Regions from separate parts of the Homo sapiens genome. Here region 2 is linked to region 1. A link is a loop called in an ENCODE intact Hi-C map of the cell type or tissue named here. Cell type or tissue: heart left ventricle. All regions are shown on one strand. Region 1 overlaps CAMTA1 (calmodulin binding transcription activator 1). Region 2 overlaps CAMTA1 (calmodulin binding transcription activator 1).

The links. Hi-C counts contacts between places; a loop is a spot of excess contacts. Peaks named below come from ENCODE experiments on the same cell type or tissue, not always from the same donor. Only the 100,000 strongest peaks of a DNase experiment are listed, where the experiment ranks them.
Region 2: it touches region 1 in a loop (2.3-fold over the local background); 7 of 110 quality-filtered maps call a loop at or near these places.

The regions. Positions count from the first base shown.
Region 1 is chr1:7,068,590-7,073,589 of GRCh38, reverse strand. All of the region lies in intron 3 of CAMTA1 (calmodulin binding transcription activator 1), which reads right to left. Among named protein-coding and RNA genes, the nearest start is that of CAMTA1-AS3, 57 kb to the right of the region's middle. RefSeq lists an enhancer at 2,906-3,025. In heart left ventricle, CTCF peaks have their summits at 2,810 and 3,014 (motif pointing right); no DNase peak of the experiment used is centred here; H3K4me3 peaks cover 713 bases.
Region 2 is chr1:7,205,387-7,210,386 of GRCh38, reverse strand. All of the region lies in intron 4 of CAMTA1 (calmodulin binding transcription activator 1), which reads right to left. Among named protein-coding and RNA genes, the nearest start is that of CAMTA1-IT1, 160 kb to the left of the region's middle. In heart left ventricle, a CTCF peak has its summit at 2,300; no DNase peak of the experiment used is centred here.

The DNA.
Region 1 (5,000 bases):
TCTTGACCTTCTGCTTTCTCTGGCTGTTGCTTCTCAGTTTCCTTTGCTGGTTCTTCCTCATCCCCCTGTCCTCTAAACATCAGATTGCCCCAAATCTCCCCTGGGCCTTGTTCACCATCTCCACTCCCTCCCCAGTCATCTCACCCAGACTCAGAACTTTAAACGTCATCTCTGCACTGACTACCCCAAAATTTATGTTTTCAGCCTAAACTTCTCCCTCTGAACTCCAGGCTCCTATATCCAGCTGCCTATTAAACAATTCCATCCAAATATCTTCTAGGATCTTAAACTTTACATGCTTCACACATGAACCTACCATCACACCCACACTCACACCCCTTCTTTCTGTAGCTTCCCCCCACCTCAGTAGATGACAGCACCACCCTGCCAGTGACTCTGGCCAGACATCTGAGACTGATCCTTGTCCCCTTTCCTTTGGAAACATTAGAAGCAAATCTGTTCACTCTACCTTCAAAATATGGCCAAAATCCAACACTTCTCCCATCTTAATTGCTGCCGCCTTGGTTCAAGCTACCAGCACCTCCTCCCATCTAGATGACTGCATCTGCCTTTTGGATCTCCCTGCCTACACTCTTGCTTCTTCACACTAGTCAGGGGGACCCTTTAAAGGAGTGCCCATCTCACCCAGACTCAAAGCCAAGGTCCTCCCAATGACCTATCTGTCCTGCATGATCTGGCCCCAGGATTCCTCTGATCTACTCCTTCCACTCAGCCACACAGTCCCCTTGCTACTCCCTGAACAGACAGCAGGCTCCTGCCCCAGGGCTTCTGCACCTGCATCCCTTGTGCCTAGAAGAAACTCTTCCCTCAGAATCCTACTCGGTTCACTCCCTCACTTCCTCTGGGTCACAGCTCAAATGGTCCCTTCTGGGTAAGGCCTCCCTAACCACCCTGTGAAATAGCAACATCCCCTGACACACTGCCTGGCCCTCCACCCCACTTTCTTTTTTCTCCACAGTCGATAGTCCTGCCTGACGTTCTGCAGTGTACTCTGCATCTTGCTATACTATTTGTTGAATGCCTTTCTCTAGTCCTCACTGGAATGCAGAGATTTTTCTCCATTTTGATCACTGCTATATCTCCAATCCCTAGAACAGCACCCAGATTTCATAAATATTGAATGAAGAAATGAATGGATAAATGAATGAATGAGCAAGTAAATCTGTTCAAGGTCGCACAATAAATGCTGGTGCCAGGTTTCAGATTTGGGATGCGTGCCTCCGGAGCCCACACACCTCGCATCCATACTCCCCTGCCTCTGGCTGCCCAGACATGTTGCCTGACAACCTCAAAAGTCAGAAATAGCCAACCAGCACACAGCCAGGGAGGAAGATGGTATAAGCCCCCATGTGGCTAATGGAACCAAGTATCTGAAATAAGATGTTTGAATTGGAAAACTGAGGACATATTGCCATGACAGTAAAACCACGTGTCGTTCAGCTCAGCTGGGATAGGTCAGCATTGAGAGTGGTCATAGGGCTGATTTCCATGTAGAGCGGGGTACCCACAAAGCCCCACAAAGCACAGAACAAGCATTTGCCCTTGATTCCAAGAAGGCTCAGGAGATGCAATGCAGAAAAGCCAGTACGAGTCCATCTTCACCACTGGGGAAATCACCCAAAACCCTGATCCTACCAGCAGAGCCAACCTCTGCTTCATCCCTCAAAGACAGCTTGGACAAACACCTCCGTCCTCTTTGCTCATTTGGATAATGGCCCCCCAGGCAGGAGGACACGGGTATTTTCAGCACATTATGGCCCAAATCCTTTGTTTTAATTGGTCCCAGGCATTTCCACTTTTAGAGCCTCCTTCACTTACTTGGTTTAAAGAGTCAATCTCTGAATGATCCAATAGGAGCCCAGAGAGTAGATAAGATAGTGAGACTAATCTATAACATTTGTGTTTAATGGTTAGATATTAATTGGCTTTTTAAAAAGTGCGTAAATCGGTCCATTTTTAGTCTTTCTAATCTGTTGGTTCTCATTAATGAAGGAGCAATATTCATCAACAGCTCTGCACTACACATCACCTTGTAAAACTATAGTCCGTTTATTTTTAAAAAATAGATTTATCACGATTTGAAATATAGAAAGTCATTAAAATAATAATTAAAAACACAACTACAAGCACAATAAAAGTTTCATGATAATAAACTACATTTTAATGTATATTAATTCCCCTAATGATTTACTCCATACATCTTACAGGGTGAAATCAATGTCTGTACCAAAAAAAATTCAATTAAATTCTATTCACTGTATCTTTCAAGTGAGTCTATTGTTTGCTTTTGTCACCTATCAGGCCATTTGTCAGTTGTTCTAGCTCAAGATTACAAATAGAGGGGACATGGCCCCATCAAGGTCAGAAGAAACACGTCCAAATCCTCCCCAATCCACCTTTACCATCTCCTGTGCATTTGTCACTGATGACCTTGTTTGAGGAGAGGAGGAGGAGGGGGAGGCTCGCTCCAGTCCATACTCCTAAGCAAGCCATCAGTCTGCGGGCTCTGACTGGCACACTCTCTCTCATGCTCAGCCAGCCTGTGGGCCTCCAAGCAAGCCCCTGCAAAGAGCAAGCTCAGACTGTCCCTCTTTAAACTTCCTCTTGCCCCAAAACACACACCAAGTCAGCGCCTCTCTTCCAAAGCTCACTTCCCCTCAGTGTTCAGAGCCAGAAAAAGCACATCTGCTTTCCAGTCCCCTGCACCAAAGCAAGTCTTTGCCTTGCCTGAGTGATTTTTCTAGACTTAACACTCACACACAATCTCCATGCTGAGAAAACACTGCTGGCGACAGTTTGACAAGCTGGAGGGCTGCCTGGTGGAGGCGACTGGGAGGACTCCCTCTCTGGTCCCCTCCCTATAACCCACCCTGCCCAGAGATGCCTCGGAACCAGCAGGAAGACCTGGGTTCAGGGCCAGGCCTGGGTCTGAGTTGCAACCTGGGATCGTCGGCTCAACCACTCCCTTTGCTGGTGACCACTAGGGGGCAACAGGCATCACCGTGATGAGAGAGAAGGTCGTGCTCAAAAGGTTGTGCAAAGCCAGAGGAGCTTTCGACTTTGGAAGGAAAAGAAATCACTGCAGAGCCTCATTCTATCGCTGCGGGAAGACAACAGCGACCACCAGTATCACGCCCATTTTTCAAGTGAGGAAAAACAAGTAACTGAATGAAAAATGATTTACTACGGGACCCAACATGAATTAGTGTCCAAGCTGAAATAAACCCAGATGTGGCTGCTGCATATTCAGGCTCCTTCATGAATTCCCGTGAAAGTCCAGAAAGTGCAGTACAATATCCACGCCTCCTTTCTGGCCCCTCCGTAGCTGCGATGTCGGGGCGCCTATGAAGCCCTTTTGAGCCCGCCCCCATCTGATGCTGCTGTTCTCTGTGTGGGCAGAGGAAAGGAGAGGCCAGTGCAGCCCCTGAGGCTGGCGGCTCCGGACACTTCGGGCCCCGCCTCTCAGAAAAGCCCGTCCTGCTCCAGAGAGCAAAGGGTGCATCCTTCCGAGGGAGCTGCGGCTCACCGGAGGCCCCGCACATCCCCAGCGGAGGAGGGCGAGAGGACGTGAACCAGAGGCCGCGGCAAGGAGTAGCAGGCGCAGAGCTCTCATTAACCAAGATGGCCTCACGCTGGTGCCGGGCTTTATAAGTCTCAGCTGCACAATGCTTTTTAAAATATAGGTGCAATTTGGGCCTGTGGTTAATACTGTTTAATTTTATTTTGTACTGCGTAATATTTTCCCAAGTTAGGCCCAGGGTAAGTCTGGAGTCTCAGCTCCAAACTTTGCTGATTTGGCAAATGGATCCAGTTAGCAGCCACACACAAGCCCTCGCTACCAGCTCCTCTGCCAGTCCCCTGTTCCCACTCCACTCTCAGAGGCCACAGCACCCCCAGAGCCTGCTGTCCAGGCTCTCTTGTTCCTCTCCCCTCACGGGCACCCCACTACCCACAGCCCACCCTACGGAGAGGCAGACAGACCCTGTGGTCCCTGGGACCAGATGGCCCAAACGGTCCGCTGACAAAAGACCTGTCCCGTTGGCTGACCCTTGGCTCAATTCGTGTGTTTATTCTCCCAGCAACTACTGATTGCCCCGTTGCCCCGTGCCAGGCCCCCTGCATCCCATTTTCAGTTTGGAAAATATGATCACTGTGATCCCGATGGAAGGAGGTGAGGCTCCAAAAAAAGGAATTGCATTTTCTAATTCTGGTTCCACCACTTACAAGCTGTGTGACCCTGGGCAAGTCAGTTAACATCTCTGAGTCTCATATTTGTCCTTGGAGGGTCTCTGGGAGGGCTAGGTGAGACGAAGCAACAACCACCTTCTGCATAGCATGTGGCATGCAGTAGGTACTCACTAAATGACAACGGCCTCTTCGTGGTGAAGGATGACAATCTTTCCCAGTTGCCTTTGGGTTAAGGGAACAATCATAAAATAAAGACATGGCCGGAAATGGGAAAACACTCCTAGGATACCGGGGGCCCAGCAGGGTCAAGGGCATGGCAGGAGGTGTCTGAAACTTGCCTTTCCTGCTCGCCAGCTCTGCGGAGGCCAGGCCTGCGTCCAGCTTGGCCATTCCTCCCACCGTCCCTGGGTTCTCGAGCAAGCGAGTGAACAAAGAGAGGGAGCAACTTAGAGGAGAGTGTCTTCCTGCTCCACTGTCAATTATCTGCACAAAAACATGCTGATATATCTGCTTGGCCAAAGCACCCGGTAAGTGCTAGCATGTAATAAGAAAGAGAAAGAAGATTTTCACGCCCAGCATGCTAAGAAATAAGAAAATGACTCATAGTCCCAGGGCAGCCTTTCGAGTGGCTGGCAGGGCCCCTGCCACTGAGAGAGGCCCTGGCAGGCTAATTGGGAGCTGGGAGCTGAATTGGCCGGATGTTCAGTAGCCATGAATTTTTCTGAATCCCAATAAAGTGCCTTTTACTTTATTTGTCCAGATTATTTATAAATGGATTTTTCAATAAAAAA
Region 2 (5,000 bases), 140 kb before region 1:
CCTGCCAAAATTGCATATCCTGAATCTGGTCCTAAGGAAACATCTGACAAACCCCAACCAAAGGACAGTCTACAAAATAAATGGCCTGTATGCTGCAAAAATGGCAAGGTCATGAAAGACAAAGACTGAAGAATTGATTGATGGCGATTACAGAGACATGGAAACTAAACATAACGTGAGATTCTGAATTGGATCCTACAACAGACTATTGTTTTTATTATTGTATTTTGCTAATAAAGGATATTGTTGGTTGCAGGAATAAAGTCTACAGATTGGATAATGCTATTGCATTAGTACTATTTTCCTGACTTTGACCATTGCACTGGCTTATGCAAGAGGATGTCCTAGTTCTCAGGATATACACATTGAAGTGTTTAGGGTTAACGGGGCATCATGTCTGAAACTTACTTTCAAATGGTTCAGTCATGTGCATGCACACATACAGAATGATAAGACAGATATGATAAAATGTTAATATCGGGAATCTGCGTGAAGGGCATATGGGAATTCTTCATTTTATTCCTACAACTTTTCTGAAATCTTGAAATGACTTAAAAATAAAACATTAATAAAAAATTAAATGCTATGTAATGTCAGAATTCTCTATTCTTTCCTGGTCCAAAATGGGGAGGTTCTACTGACTCGGAAATCTCTAAGGATTAAGAACTTCTGTGGCCATTTGACCCTCCCTGGAGTGTCAACATTCAAGGTAAACCAGGAGCTTACCAACCACTGCGACCTGTGGAGTAGGTAGGTGATGCTCTTGAGCTGAAGAACGAGGTTGTTTCATACATTACGCTGGCCAATTCCAACAGATTGTTGCTGACAGAGCTCTGGGTTCTCTCAAAGAGAGTGCCAAGAAACAGACCTGACAGCTGCCTCCCCCTCCCAGTTCTGGAACCACCATCAAAGATGCAATTAATCCAAGGGTGAGACTCCTTTTACTCACACAGCCTCAGATATGAATCAACCCCAAAGTGTTAATAGATCAACAGTTATCTCTAATACCAAATACAATTTGCATTTGAGATGACATCTGCAATATTTTAAAAGCCAATGTCTAAAACAACAAACTTGGCAGTTTTTCTGAGTAGCAATTAACACAGTGACTAATCCTATCAAGAAGACAGTAATTGGCATGGAGACATCCTTCTCACACCAGCGGCAGGTTGAAAAACTTAATCCTAACCTCTTTTTAACAGCGTAGACTCTAGAGCATCTCTGCGCATCAAGGAAACTAAAGCAATTATTAAGGACAAGGGTAATTACCCTACAGTTTCAACAACAACAACAACAAAATAGAAGTATTCAAACAACAATCACATAGGAGAAAGGGTGGGGCCTTGAATCATGGTTAAAGGCTATTTCGGTATCATGGCCAGACTAGGAATAGACTATGGTGTCTCCACGGCCCCACCCAGGACAGAGTCAACCACAGCCCCATGCCAGCCAGTCGGCCCAGCAATGGTCACTGTAGCACATAGCTTTCTATACGAAGGGCTCAAGTGCTGATCTAGTCAAGTAGGAGGTCCCAAGGATTTAACATGTGAAACAACACATATCATCAAGCTGGTCCCTTCGACATCATCAGAACCCACTATGTTTACTCTCAGCCCACATAGTCAAGTTATTCTCCCCAGGTATGACACCTTTCCCCAGAATCTGTCTAAAGCCTTCCCACTCTTCAAGGCTCAGCTATGGTTCTAGGAAACAATCCCAACCCACGGCAGCCCTCAATGAACACTGGGCAATTTAAGCGCCTCTTCTCGGACCCACAAGAGCAAAACACAGAGGTGCACATGTTGACTCATTGCTTCCTGTGGGCTGGCTTGATTTACACCTTCAACAGAATCACATGGTTTTCAAGAGTCAAGCCCCTGCCCTATGTAGCTTTCACATCACCTAGCACAGGGGTAGACAAACAGGTAAAATTCTGGCAAAAATTCCACAGCATCTCAGATGCCCAATAAGGTACCCAATACTCAATAGGGTAAAGGGAGAAAGAGGCTCTTTGTGTGTGTGTGCATTTTGACTGACCTGATCATTGCAGAATTTTCAATGAAGTATGTAGTATGTGTTTACCAAATGAACAAACAAATGAATGAATGCACAATGAACAAACCAAAGAACAAACCAACTTTCATGAGCCTGGATCAGTTTGTCTGGGAGGTTAGCAAGTGTATCCAGTAAGGTCAAGGCTATGGACAAGATGTCTGCACAAGCCAGCTGGCTTCTGCCAGAAAGCACTGCCTGACGGAAGCCCGGTCTACACCTGCAATGCTCCCCAGTTGCCTGGAGGGTGTGCTGTTGGCCACAAGAGGAGCAAGCATGGAGAGAGAGGCTTCCAGCTCGGAAGGGATGTGTTACCCTTTTATAAAGTAGATGACGTGGCATTTTATTGAGCATGGAAACTTCTTACCCATATGCTGTAACCAAACCTTAGTTTAACCCTGGTTTTGCTGGGCAGCAGAATGAGGGAAATGCTAATGGAGGACATCCCTGGACCTGAGGTGAGTGGGCACTTAGCTTTCAAATGCCCAGGAGAGGTAGCAGGGCCCCAAACACTAAAGGAAGAGAAGAGCTCTTATTTCACGAAGACTGGGGAGATAAAGGCAGGTCTTGGATCCACAAGATACCAGGAGCTTGGAATAGACCACACCATATGGAGAAGCACAGAGCCGGTGGTTTGGTCATAAGAAATAAGGGAAGGACACCTGAGTCAAGGCCACAACTGGACCAGCCACTGGCCTCGTGACCCAGGATCCTGCAATGTACCCCTTTAGAAATAGGGTTGATCCTAGATCCACCCATTAGAGGTGGGACAGGGCTCCAAGGTCAATTTTCAGTTGTGGGTGATTGTGTCGGTTGGAAAAATAGAGTGTATATTTTTAGGTGGTATATACATTTTTATCAGAATGAATTCAGCTTTTTAAAACAAGAAGAAAACATTCAATGACAGATTTTCCTCCTGAATTTGTAATATAATATGATAGAAGATTTTCTTTCCACATTCATTTTCTACAGACCTCCCTGTCAGTGTCAGCAACCTGGCCCTTGACACGCTCACTGGGTATCACTGGTGTTATCCAGCGATATCACCTAATGTAAACATGTCTCCTCTTCCAAGCGGGTGGAAAGCCCCAGGAGTGGTGGGGAACTGGGTCTTATTCATCACTAAGCCCTGTTCAGAGCCTAGTAAAGTGTCAGGTACAAGATGCTACTCAGTGGATGCTGATTGTTGATAATTATACAACAGATATAATGCAAGTAAGTCAGCAAAGAAATTCCTCTAGGAGGCCAGTACCAGGGCCAGACACTTCTCAGCTAATAAAGTGTTTAATTTTTACAGAAGTGTGTTTCCCTCTCAGGAGACTAGGAAAGCAGCGTTGCCATTCTCAACTCCTACCAGCAGCCACTGAATGAGAGAGGGGCACTTAGAAGAAGCAGGCCGGGGGTGGGGTGTGCAATCCATGGAGACTGTGTCCATGTGGGAAGCAGCATTTGGGTCAGAATTTGGAAACCAAGGACTTAAGAGAAGTCATTAAAAAGCATGCTGCTTCTGTGCCATTTGCACTCCCTCAGACTGACAAAATTTAAGCATTGACAATAGCTAATGTTGGTAAAAATGTGAAGCAACAGAGGCTCCCACATTACAGAAAGGAGTGAGAACAGAATTAACGCCTTTGGAAAACTACTTGACAACTTCAACAAATGGGAAACAATCTAAATGTCCATCCAAATACAAACAGATAAATATCCTGTGATATATTTATACAATGGAATAGTACACAGCAGTGAAAATAAATAATAGAGTTACAAACATCCACAAAGATGAATCTCATGAAAATATACTGGAAAAAAGCACATTATAACTCGAACACACAAAAAAGGATTCAGTAAACTAGCAGAATATAAAACTGGCACTCAGAAATCAGTACTACAAAGAAACTCCCATGTATAATAGCAACAATAAAGATAAACTATTTAGGAATAAATTTATTCGGGTATGTGCAAAACCTCCATGAGAAAACCTTTCAAAACTAAATAACACAAAAGTATTCCTCAGCAAATGGGAAGACATAAATTCTTCTTGGATGAGACAACTCAGTATCATCACAATGCCAGTTCTCCCTAAATTAATTTATAAATATAATGCAATTTTATGGAGCTAGACAAATTGATACTATAGTTCATGTGGGAAAATTAACCTTCAAGAATAGCCAGGAACACAGAAAAGCCTCAATGGGAACATAAGCCCTACCAGACACTAAAAATACTACAAAGCCTTCATAATTAAAACAGTGTATACTGGTGTATGAGTTGACAGAGAAGTGGAGTAGAAGAAGTCCAGATATGCCCCAACCACATTTGGAAACTCAGTATACGATAAAGGTGGCCTCTAAAATTACTGGAGAAAACAGATGTTTTTAAATAAATGCTGCTGGAACAACTGAATAACAATTTTAAAAAATTAAGTCCAGTATCTCCTACCAAGCACAAGAATGAATTCTAAATGAATCAAAGATTAAATGTAAGAAAAAAAATGAAACCATACGAGTACTAGAAGAAAATTGGGTTAATTTCTTTTTGATCTGGATGTAGGAAGAGGTTTTCTTACTATGACTCAAAAATACACACACAGTAAAAGAAAAGATTGATGAACAGGACTACACAGAAATAAAAAGTTTTTTCACAGAAGACACATCTGATATTCAAAGACACAAAAAGGTTGAAAGTAAAAGCATGAAAATAAATATGTCATGCAAACACAAAGTTGGAGTTGTTATACCATGTCAGATACAATAGACTTTAAAAAAATGTTGCAAGAGATAGAAGGACATTTCATAAAAATAAAATGGTCAATCTATCAGGAAGATATAACAATTATAAACACAATGCACCTAGTAACACAGCACCAAAATACATGAAGAAAAAATGGATAGATATGAAGATGAAGGTAGACCATTCAATAATAGTAGTTGGAGGCCGGGCATGGTGGC